Linked DNA regions of Homo sapiens: region 2 is linked to region 1. Evidence: read pairs that join two places in POLR2A ChIA-PET (ENCODE). Cell type or tissue: Panc1. All regions are shown on one strand. Each heading gives the region's core, and the rest is flanking DNA. Links, peaks and the distances in the headings are about the cores only.

Region 1 (6,451 bases), core at 2,240-4,739:
AAACCCTACATAAACTATGTTTTTTCCTATACATACATACCTATTATAAAGTTTAATTTATAAATTAGGCTAAGTAAGAGATTAACAACAATAATAATAAAATAGAAAAATTATAACAACATACTATAATAAAAATTACGTGAATGTGGCCTCTCTCTCTTTCTCTCTTAAAATATCTTATTGTACTGCACTCACCTATTTTCAGACCTAGGTTGACTGTGGGTAACTAAAACCTCAGAAAGTGAAACCTTGGATAAGGAGAGACTATTGTGATTCTAGGAGTTCTTGAGAGTATGCCTTTTAAACCTTCTTAATCCTTGCTACTCAGACTTTGATTCGTAGACCAGCAGCTCCAGCATTCCCTGGGAACTTATTAGAAATGCAGACTCTCAAGTCACACCCAGGAACTACTGAATCAGGATCTTCATTTTAATAAGGTTCCCAGCTGATCTGTATGCATTGTAAAGTTTGAGAAGCACTTTGCATAATCACTTTTCTTCCTCTAGCTGCATCCGATAATCTTTTAATTAACACTATTTGCAAATATTATTACCTATTCATACCTATTAGTGCTATTAACTAAATACTAAGCCCAGCCTTCATCAGTAAATCTTGTCCTGTAAAAGTTGTACACTGGCCACACACATAGAGTGATTCTAAATTTTAGTTATGAGGGTGGGCGTGGTGGCTCACGCCTGTAATCCCAGTCCGTTGGGAGGTCAAAGCCGGTGGATCACCTGAGGTCAGGAATTCGAGACAAGCCTGACCAATATAGTGAAACCTCGTCTCTACTAAAAATACAAAAATTAGCCGGGCATGGTGGTGGGCACCTGTAGTCCCAGCTACTTGGGAGGCTGAGACAGGAGAATCGCTTAAACTCGGGTGGCGGAGGTTGCAGTGAGCCAAGATCGCGCCACTGCACTCCAGCCTGGGTGACAGAAAGAGACTCTGTCTCAAAAAAATAAAAATAAATAAATGAATAAACTTTAGTTATGTTTATAACTTACCTTAGAAGCCTACTAAAAATGCAGGTTCCAGGAGACTACCCAACAGAAATTAGTATTCACTAGATTTATGATGATGTCCAAGAATCTGAATTTTCTATAAACACTTAAGTTTTTTTTAATGCAAGTGATTTGTAGACTGTAGTTTATGAAATATGGCATTAAACTATTTAATTTAGAAAGGATCTTGCTCTTTCTTATTCCTTTAATCGTAATGAGAGTTGCTGGTCACTTTGATGGGTAGAGAGCTCAGGCAATGTACACAAAGCCAGTTTCTTAGAATACTTACTCATCTCACTGTAATGTTTTTAATATTTTCTCTGATGTTGTAACCCTACTCTGGGAAAGAACATGTGAGACTGGCTGAGGCTGCAGAAAATGTATTGCAGTACTCATTAATGAAGGGGAGAAATTTTTATCACTTAATCCCTCTTTAATCAATGACCACTGCCAAAACAACTAATGTTTATTATATTTATAACTTCTTTTGTAAGTATGTAGGGGAGGGGAGTGTTAAAAATCCAGATCCATCGCATTGCTTTGAAGACAATTTCAAAGTATGTCTTACCTAGCTGTATATACTATTTTGTAAATGCTGGGCAGTAAATGGTTAATTCATAGCCATAGCATTTTCCCATAACATTTTGTGCTACAATTAAGGTATCAGGTAAAACGCATTGAAAGTCTTTCAGAAATTGATGCACAAAGCAGAAAACACATTAATAGGAGTACAATAGACAATTTTAGAGATAGCAGATCATCTTTCCCATCTTGCTTGAGAAACAGATGCTGAATAACCATCATATTACACAAAGTGTCCTTCAGAAACACTAAATGTAATTAGGAGTAGCTGTTCCTTGGAGAAGAAAATAGCATAATAATAAGAGGGTTGGTGGCACATATGAAATGGAAGAATTACATAATCCTCTGTATATTTAATGCTACATAAAAGGTTTTTATGTCCAATGAGAGAGCCCATCAGATAAGAGAGCTTGGTAAATGAGCACATTTGACATTGAACCATGTTGAGGGTCAATATTGAGATTTTGACTTTATTTATTGTTGTTATTGTCAATTTTTATAACAAACATTGAACTATTGATTACATGGGGGGCATTATTTTTTTGTTTTTTAAAGAATGACTTCTTTTAACTTTTATTTGCCTTTCAACATTACAGCCACCATTGGGGTTTCTTAGATAACAGAACTAGACTTAATCAGTAGAAATTATGAAAATAAGAATAATTTTGAGTGTCTGTCTATATCTATTATCTAGCTATCATCTCTCTCTCTCTCTCTCTCTCTCTCTCTCTCTCTCTCTATCTGTCTACCTACCTAGCTATCTTTCGGAAGGAACTAAAGATTCCTCCAAGGTCCCTTCTCCACTTCAAGCCAATTTGATTCGTAAGATTCTGAGGGCATTTCTGGAATCTATTTTAAAGGTAATATGGCAGCAAAAAGGAAAATGTAATAATACCACAGGAAGTAATACAGGGCCGAGTCAAGAAAGCTGTGGGTCATAGGGAGCAGATGGACTATTTAGGAACAGACCTAGGAAGGAGACTATAAGGCCAGAGAAGGGATTTTCCATCATTAGTTGTTTATGGAAAGTGAGTAAAAATACTCTTATGCATCATCCCAGTTCCCATGATGTTTTGAGTGTCTTTTCTATAAAGAGACTGTTATAAGAGGTAAGATTACTAGCAGTACATCCAAGGGACTGCAGCTGGTTTACCTAATCCTTTATACTGTGATTGGTAAAAATCACACAAGGTCCAGGGTAAGTAATGAGGCTGACATATCTTTAGGTGCATCTTTGTTACAAGTTTTGGATCAGCTTTAAAGAAATTGTCCTTACTTTGGCTAAACAAAGAGACAGTGTTTTATCTTTTTATTTTCTAAGGTACGTGTCTTTTCTTGTCCGCAGCTTATCAAACAGAACAATTACATCAGCCTTTCAGATTTTTAAGATGCTAGGCTTTATACCTTCCAAACAACACTTTTTGTCACCAGTGATGTTTACAGTAAGACTAATAGTGGGGAGCTTAACAGAGAGTTCTTTCATGGCCTCTCATATGACCTTGCTCCCTGGCTATCAGCGTGACCGAATAGACCCCAGTACATTATTGCTGACACGGCTTCATTCAAACTGTAGAGATGAGACGTCTCCATAGGCACACCAACTACAAATATAAACATCTGTTGGGTCTATGCAGAAGATAAAGTAACCTCTTAACAAAACAAAACAAAACAAAAACCCAAACATATGGGTAAGGTGTAGATCTAAGGAAGCTCGAATAAGACATTTTAAAGTTGGGTTTTTAATTAGATTGGGTTTGCTTAGAACATCCTTAGAGGGGTCTACTAGGTGAATTTAAAAATAGAAGTATGATAAGATTGGGTAATATTAAAAAGGAGACAGAGCAATGAGATTGAGACTCATAGAGAAATTTAGGACACTTTGCTAACTGTATATAGAAAGTAGCTTTGGAAAAGTACATAGAGTTTCTCCTACAGTTCTTGGCAGTCTTCCAAAATCAGAGTCAGAGTTCTTTGAATTTGGAAAGAGGGGATTGTTTAGAGATAGGGTGTCTATGGGGCCTCTGGGCAATAGGAATACTTTGCTTTTCAAACAAGAGGTGATATGGCTCTGGCATATCCATATATAGTTAGGTATCAGTGTGTTGTCACAGGGAGTACTTTAAGACAGAGCCATGCTAGAATTAAGAATGGTTAATCTAAGGAATGGAACCTACAGATGAGGGTGCTAAAACGGTTCTGGAAGAGAAAAAAGAGAAGCCAAACTAAAAAGAGACCAGCGTAAGTAGCTGAGGCTATAGAAGGGCTCATGGTTTATAAAGAAATAGAAACTGAAAAAAAGCAATTACAAAATAAGCTGCACTGCAAGTCCACACAGCTCTATCAGAGGCTATAAATGCTATTAAACTCATGGGGTAGTTTAGTTTTATACAATAAGGAAATATTGCTTGCTCTTACTTAAATCTGATATTATTCGCATCATTTAATTGCTAGTTTTCTAGGAGAGGGTCAACAGTAAATGGTTAACATTAGTGGCATTAGCCCTCAGCAAGCCTTGACCACTGAAAAAAGTAGTGGGTAACTTCCATTAAAATCAAAGTGGCAGGCAAAACCTCAGAATGCTTTCATAGGAAGGGGTTGGAAAGCACAAGTGCCGTCACTGAGGACCATCCTATCAAGATGAGCAGCATACTGTGTTTCTCTTTTCTTCCTTGATGCCTGGTACAATGCATGACACATAGTTTTTGTTTTGTTTTGTTTCGGCAATGATTTGTATGTGTGTGCGCCGTATGATGGGTCAGCTTAATGATTTCTTGTTAATGCTCAACTGAAATCTTAGTGTAATATCCTTTAAAATGTTCTTTGTGTTCTCTCCGCTGCCCTCCCCGCAACAACACATTTAAAATGGGAAAGCTATAAATAAAAGAAAAAGGAAAATAAATTAGAGTACCAAGTAAAAAGATAAGAGAAACCCCAAGTAAGAATAAATTTCTGGATAAGAAAACAAAATCGCGTGAGTAATAGCAGGAGCATTACATAATTAAACATGATATTTAAAAGTGGGGCAATGGGGTAAATTGGAACACATGTGTTTGGCAAAAGGAATTCATTTGTATGCAGAAATCAGGATTTTCATCAACTGCTCTTATAGTAAGTCTAAATTTCCATCTTTTGCCTTTGTACTTTTCCATTACACACAGGACATTATAACCAGATCAGCGGGGCAGCCAAGAGAGCAGAATTTATATTTCTAAATGAAAGTTGATAGTTAATAGCCTAGCTGCATAATGAGCCACATTTCTTGTGCAGAGTCCAAGCTTACACTGATTGCCCAAGTCTAAACAGTGACCCTCCCAAGGCTGATGATTTCCTCAGTAATCCCAGATGGCCCATGCTATGTGAGGCCCAATAAATCAACCCTATCTACAATATTTTTGCTGGAAACAGGGAGAAGCAGCCACACTGGGCTTTCTCTGTGACAGTGAGGGAGGCACGATATATACAACTTAGCTTACAGCAAGTTTCCATTCATAGAGGTGTCAGATACATTTAAACCACCTTGCAATTCATATTTTAAAATGAAAAATTTACCTTAGCATAGATAATTTGTGTTTTCTTGAACAATGGAGGATGCAGTGATGAGAAATACAGTAATTGAGGGTGAAATTCCTTGTAATGGTGATAGCTTATGTTTATTAAGTGCTTTCTGGGAGCAAAGCATTAGGTTAAGCCCCTTCCATGCATTATACCATTTAATCCTAACAAAATTCTGATGAGTTAAATACCACTGTAATTCATATATTAATGAAACAGAAACTGAGGTTTATAAAGGTTAAATAACCTGCTCAAGTAGCAGAGCCAGGATTTGAACCCTAATCTTGTCTGATGCTAAATCCCATGCTTTTACCACAGTATATTTGCTTTGCTTCAAAATATAATTGGGCAAAAGAAACCTAAAATTTGTTTGTAGGATCTCTCTGGGTAATGCTTTAATATCTTGTATCAATATAACATGCCTGTTCTAGAATTCAGAGAATTCTAAGACTCATCTTGTTGAATCCCTTCTGCTCCCGTATGGAAAAGAAGAGAATAGGGGATGAACATTCTTCAGTGGTAAATGACTATCATCTTTGCCTCTCACATTTGACCTATCTCTTCAGGCTCATGATAAATGCCATCTTCCCTAAGTAAACTCTTCCAGAACTACACTCCCACCAAAGTAAATATTAAGCATTTTTTCCCATGCTGTCCCCACCATGCTTTATGGATATTATTCTCTTCTCTGCACTTCTCCACAGATTTCTAGGGGACAATGTCTATATCTTACTCACAGCTTTATTACCAAAACGTAATGACAGGCCAAAAAGAGATTCTGGAATTGAACTCAATCTTATTTAGAATATTCTGCTTCTATTTCATCTACTTTAGTGTTTTTGTTTGCAATTTTAAAGTGCCCAAGAAATGAGAGGAAAGAACAAAGGCCAACTCAGTTGGTCAATTTGTACAAAATAACTTGAGCCCTGGCCAGGTGTCTATGCTGTTGAATTATTTGTCACATGGTTCCCAGGTGAGAGTACTCTGATGATTCTGTTCCAATTCATCACAATAGGGTGGAGAAGTACCACAGAGCACAAATTGTGCTGATGATGGTTGTTCAGTGCATCATCCTTCATATTTGCCAGAATTAATTCAAGCAGTCATTCAACGAACATCATTTGTACATTGAACAACATTAAGTTGGAGAGGGATTAGAAGACATGGTTTTCAGGAGAGGAAAATTACACAAATGAACATAATGGCAGAAGTCTGTGTTTTCAAAGACTTATTTTCCATTAGAGAAAACGTAGAATTTTGCTCCCTTATATATTTAGTATTTATTTTGTTTGGCTTATCACAAAAGCAATTTT
Region 2 (6,451 bases), core at 1,570-4,069, 170 kb after region 1:
TTTTGCTCTTAAACAGGTTATTTAATATTTATCCTCAGTTGTCTTGCCTCCAAAATAGGTATAATAATAGCATCTACCTCATAAGATGGCTATGAAGATCTAATGAGAAAGCTATGCAAAGTGCTTCATGTCTGTCTGTATAGTAACTGCTCAAGAAAGAATAGGTTTTATTAAGTAGGAAGATAAAAACAAGTAGGGATGTGAATTTAGACTTTCCTACATTAATACTTGCTAAAATACACCTAGATTTTTCAAAAATATACATCTAGGACCACCAAGACAATTTTTACATTTTCTTTCTAGTTTTGACAAGAGTCAATACTGTTGTACTTTGCAACTTTTAGTAAAGGCAGTTTCCGGGACAGATTGAGAGCCTCCAGCAATCAGAAACCATTCCATGGGTTTGAGTGGAAGCTTAGTGGTTTCTCCACTGTTGGGCAGACTGGCAAGTTTCCAGTTTGAGGAAAAATAGATGAGCTCTAGAAGTGCAAGGAAGAATGTTTTTCCCAAAATAACATTTTCAGAATCAGCGCCTGATCTTTCTTATATTTTTCCTGAAGCCAAGAAAGGAGCCAAGCATGAAATGGTCATCCATCCTTAGAAGGTTACTTGTCAAAATAGTTCTCCTAGGCCTGTTATTGTTTTAATCTGACATTAATCTGTCAAAACAACACTAGCATGTCTCAGTATTCAATGTATTGGTGGATTCACCTAACTGCAGCTTTTATACATCAGTGTTTTCTATGGGCATGGTGAACCCTCCCCAACAGCAAGAGGATCAATTTGGGCAGAAGACAGAGGAAAACAGTATGGAGAGAGCACCCTTTAGCCTTCCACATCTTCCTGCCCACAGTGGGCTTCAGAGACACATCAGAGAAAATATTTTTTATTTTGTCAACCAAGTAATTAATCAGAGAGTAAAAAATACTAGTAAATGGCATATTGCCTGCTACTAAATGCCTTTTGGAGAAAATTAAAACCTAAACTTAAGTGCTATGAGACCTTGTCACAAGTGGCATTTTATTTTTTAATGTATTTCTAGATTTAGGATGGTTTGAGCTTCCAACTGAACTGCATTAAACATTTCAAATATGTCTTTCTTATAAGGCACCTAAAACATCATCCAAGCTACCTGCATGGTAAGATTTACTTTATGCCAAACTTAAATATCTCCTTTAATTTCTTGAACTGTATATAGAACTGTATATATGTACACACATGTGCATATATATATATATTTGTGTGGTCAAGCTACATTATATATATAGTATATATGTATATACATATGTATATGTATATATGTGTATATATGTATATATGTACACACGTGTGTATATATATATTTCTGTGTTCAAGCTACATTGTATATATATGCTACAAGTATGTGTGTGTATATATGTATACATATACTTGTGTGTTCAAGCTACATTGTCCAAGCTACCTGCATGGTAAGATTTAATTTATGCCAAATTTAAATATCATCTCCTTTAATTTCTTGAACTGTATATATGTACACCTGTGTGCATATATATATGTGTGTGTGTGTAAATATATATCCTATTGGTTCTGTTTCTCTGGAACAGATATATTCTAGATATATGCATACATCTAGAAAGAGACTTATATAAGGTATTGGCTCACAAAATTATGGAGGCTGAGAACTCTCACAATCTGCTATCTGCAAGCTGGAGACCAAGGAATGTCTGTGGTATAGCAGGAAGGCCTGAGAGCCAAGGAGCCAGTGGTGTGGATTCCAGCCTGACTCTGAAAGCCTGAGAACCAGGAATACTCAGGACAGAAGACTGCTGTTCCAGCCCAATCAGTCAGGTAGAGAGAGGATGAATCCTGCCTTGTTGCACAATTTTGTTTTATTCATGTCCTGCATGGATTAGATGATGTCAACCCAGATTGGGAAGGGTAATGTACTGTACTCAGCCTATGATTCCAATGCTAATCTCTTCCTGAAACAGTCTCACAGACTCACCCATAAATAATGTTGAACCAGGTATCTCAGCATCCTGTGGCCCAGTCAAGTTGACACATAAAATTAACTATCATAGAAAGAAAACAAAATGTTTAGTTTCCATGTTTACTAATTTGGAGTGGTCAAACATAAGATGCACATAGCTTCCAGATACTCTGACACTTAAATTATGCTTTCATCTTGCAGAATCAATATGGCCACTTATCATTAAACAGTCACTCAGAAGGAAAATAACAACACAAGGACATTTCATCTGAATTTTCTCTTGGACCTTCTACATCAGAATCAACAGGAGTAATACTAAAAATGATGATACTTTTGGGCCAACCAAAACTTCATTAATTATAAGATCTTGAGTTTGAACTCAGGAATCTGCTCATTGGCAAATATTTTACCCAATTCTTGTACACTATAGAAAGTAAGAGCCAATAATTTAGAGATTCTGTTCTGACACTATTCGATGTTCAAAGAAGAGAATTTTAAAAATCAAATTGCATAAAATTTGTAATTTATTTTTGCCCATAATTTTGGTATATTTCATTGATTATTTTATTATATTAAAATATTATATTTGTCATTCCCTAAAACCAAATTAAAATTTTTATTCTGAACCAAATATGCAAATTTCAATATCTCTTCTTATTAATGCCATATGTATATATTACACTTCAGATTTCAAAAATATTTAACTTGTCCACCAAAGAATTAAAAATTTAATAAAACTTTAATGAAAATTTATTAGGTACTGGAAAAGAGGACCCAGGAGACTTTGATCTTTCAGAGAACGAATATTCTATACTTTCTCTGGCTTTAATTCAGCAGTTACTTCCAAGAATTCAGTGCCACGAAGAAGGACTGAAACAAGCATGGCCGTATTTTTGAGTTGAGGAAATAGAGATTAGAGTATGAGAAAGCTAAGGCAGGAAGAAGTTTTAGGCTAGGGAACTGGAAGGAGAGAGTTATGCAGAGAAAGTTCTCCAAAACTCTGTATAGGGGCTTGCTTGGATCTGTTGCTAAATATCAAGCCATAGATGCATACAGTAAAACTCTGTGATAACAAGCCAAACACACACACACACACACACACACACACACACACACACACACACACACACACCCTATCAGAAAGTGGTAATCTAAATAATTCCTAAGCTTACACAGGAGTAAGAGACATTCATCTTACAACCAGCCAGAGGTTAGAATCCTCATCAAAAGCTCAAAGATTCATTAGAGACCTCAGAAAGGTCCATCCTTAATAGTAATCTCAAACTATTATAGTCCTGGAGAAAAGCATATCATATAACTTTCCTAACAAAGATTAAAACTAACCCCCCAAAATCAAGTTGATTGGCAAGTAACTTACCTATCTGCCAGAATAAATTTCAACAGTTGTTAAAAGAATATAACTGAATCTGGACACTCATCCATATAATATAAAAATGGCCAGCATCTGATCTAAAATTAACAAATATAGATACACAGAAAAATGACTTTCATAACCAGGAGAAACATCTATACATAAAAACATATAAATGATAGATATAAAGGAACTAGTAGACAATTACTTCAAAATAATGTATCTAATATGAAAACAGTAACTGGGTGCACTTATTAGCATACTTGTTGTGAAGTACAGATCAGTGAATTTGAAGTCATAACAATATAAACAATCCAAACTGAAGCACAGAGAAATAAAACTAAAAAAGTGAAATAAACAAAGCCTTAATGATTTGTAGAACAATATCAAGTGGTCAACCAAACATGTATTTTTATTGCAAATTTAAAAAAAGAGTGGTCCAAAAATATGTAAAGAAATATAGTCAAAATTAGTTTTGAAACTGATGAAAATGATAAACTTACAAATCCAAGAAGTTTAATGAACCCTAAGCAAGATAAACAGCAGACCTGCACTATAAGACATCTTCAAGGAAGTTCTTCAGGTGGGAACATGTACCTTAGAAAAGCAATAAAGGATGGTTAAAGTGTGAAAAAAATAGAAAATTTTTTTTCTCATTTAAAAAATTGTTAAAATAGAGAGAGCCTATTGCATAATAACTATAACAATGAATTGCAAGATATAGGAAAGTAAAATCTATGACAAGAATAGTACAAGTATGGGGGAAGGAAATGAAAGCACATTGCAGTAAGATGCATACATCATACATACGTGAAGTGCTATAATAATATTTTAATATAGATTGAAGATAGCTCATAATATATTAAAATTTTACATCGTAAGTCTGAAGCAACCATTACAAAGAAAAACAGAGATATAACTTATAAGTCAACAATGAATGTAAAACTAAGTATTAAAAAGTCTGAATGAAAAGACAGGAAAATGATAAAAAAATGAATGAAGATCAGTTGCAACAAATATAAAACAAATAGAATGATGGTAGACTTAAACACCTCCAGATAAAAAAGTTAAATATAAATAGTTCATATACTTCAAATAAAAGGCAGTGGTTGTCAGACTGATAAAAAAGGCAGCATGCATCTTTGTACTATATTTACAATAATTGCATTTAAAATATGTAGCACACATATTTTAAAAAGGAAAAGAATGAAAAATGATATACAATACAACGGAGTAATTATAAGAAAGTGTGAGTGGCTACTGAATATTAGAACAGTCTTTAGTTCAAAGAATTTGACCATTCATAAAGATAGACATTCAATAATGATAAAAGGGTCAATTTATTAAGAGAAGTAACAACCCTAAATGATTATGCACATAACAGAAATGCCCCAAAATGTAGAAAGCAAATACTGATAGCGCTCAAAGGAGAAATAGACATACAATTATAGTATAGAACTTTAACCCTCCTTTCTGGGAAATTGATAGAACCGGTAGACGTAAATCAGTAAGAATACAGAGCATTTGACCTTCACTATGCATCCAGTGACTTAGTGAACATTTATAGAACACGTCACTCAATAATAGTAGAATGCATATTCTTTTCAAGTGCACACAAAATGTTATTAAGTTACATAATATGATGAATAATAAAATAGATCTCAATATATTTTTAATATGAAGACATAAAACTTTTGATCAGAGATGAAGAAATTTATTCTTCACAGCGATAGCAGTAGCTAGGGTATCAGTGTATCTTTTTGGTCAGCTCTCTCAACCCTAATTTCTGCAGGTGATACAAAGACAACCAATTGACACATTAACCTATGCTGCATTTTTTTTTTTTACAGGAGAAGAACCCTGAGCCTAGAAAATCTGAAGCATTTCTAAGGAGTATTAAGCATATGCAACAAATATGCTTCTATGCTCCAGGGAAGACATTATAGTTACCATCTAAGCCTGTAAGAAAATATGCCCTTTGCTCTAAAGAAAGATATTATCTTTATCATCTTTTGAGGATGGTCACTATAGAAACATCTGTGAAAAAATAATCCAGAGGAAAGGCAATCAGTGCAACAAAATGTGCAGAAACACGAGTGATGGGTGGAAAATTGTCTAGCCATAATCACAATAAAAATTCCATCAGGCAATTTTCTTAGTAGAAATTAAAAACCAGATTACACAATTTATAAGGTGACACAGTGACTGGGAGTAGCCACAACAATTTTTTGGAAACTTTAAAAATCTTTACTTATTAATTTATTTTAAAATTACAATGATAAACCCATTATATGTTGACATAAATTGAATTTATATGAAAAAATAGCTGTTTTCAAAAAATACTGAGTGAGGCTTTTAAAATAATTTTAACCATTTTGAGTGTTGTTTCAGTGGCATTTAAGAAGATTCACATTGCTGTGCAACAACTGTTAACACCATTCACCTCCATAATTCATTACACCTTGTAAAATTGAAACTTTGGACATGTTAAATAACTCTTCTTTCCCCTTCTCCCTAGCCCCTGGAAACCATCTTTCTACTTTCTTTTTTTTTTTTTTAAATAAACTTGATTACTTTACTTACCTGATATAAGTAGAATCAGGCAGTATATGTCCTTGTGTGTCTGTTTCACTTAGCACAATGTCTTCGAGCTTTATCCACGTTGTAATGTGTGTCAGAACCTACTTTCTTTATAAAGCTAACTAATATTCCTTTGTAAGTGTAGATCATATTGTGTTTATTCATTCACCTATTGATGGACTCCTAATTTGCTTCCACCTTCAGCTATTGTAAATAATGCTGCCATAAACAGGGATGTACAAATACCTGTTCAAGGTCTTGACTAACATTCTTTTAGGTACCTAGCTAGAGGAGGAATTGCTGGATTATGTGTTAATTTTATTTTTAATATTTTGAGGAATCATCATACTGTTTCCATAGCAGCTGTACCATTTTACATTCCTACTATAAATGTACAAGAGTTGCAATTAAAAAAAAAATCCTTGTCAACATGTTGTTTTCTGCTTTTTTTTTTGTAATAGCCATCCTAGTGGCCTTGGGTTTAGATTACTTTTTTTTTTTCTATTTCTTTAAGGTATAAGATTAAGTTG

Evidence for each region. ChIA-PET counts read pairs that join two places held together with the same protein. Peaks named below come from ENCODE experiments on the same cell type or tissue, not always from the same donor. Only the 100,000 strongest peaks of a DNase experiment are listed, where the experiment ranks them.
Region 2: POLR2A ChIA-PET joins it to region 1 with 6 read pairs; 2 of 35 experiments call an interaction of 5 or more read pairs at or near these places.

What each region holds. Positions count from the first base shown.
Region 1 is chr3:178,055,750-178,062,200 of GRCh38, forward strand. All of the region lies in intron 2 of LOC105374234 (a long non-coding RNA gene), which reads left to right. Among named protein-coding and RNA genes, the nearest start is that of LINC02015, 240 kb to the left of the region's middle. In Panc1, for the core only: no CTCF peak of the experiment used is centred there; no DNase peak of the experiment used is centred there; H3K27ac peaks cover 204 bases.
Region 2 is chr3:178,222,251-178,228,701 of GRCh38, forward strand. It overlaps LOC105374235 (a long non-coding RNA gene), which reads right to left. Exons shown (of 11, transcript NR_188692.1): 3 at 3,845-3,938; 4 at 3,348-3,439; 5 at 1,985-2,051. Among named protein-coding and RNA genes, the nearest start is that of LINC01014, 190 kb to the right of the region's middle. In Panc1, for the core only: no CTCF peak of the experiment used is centred there; no DNase peak of the experiment used is centred there.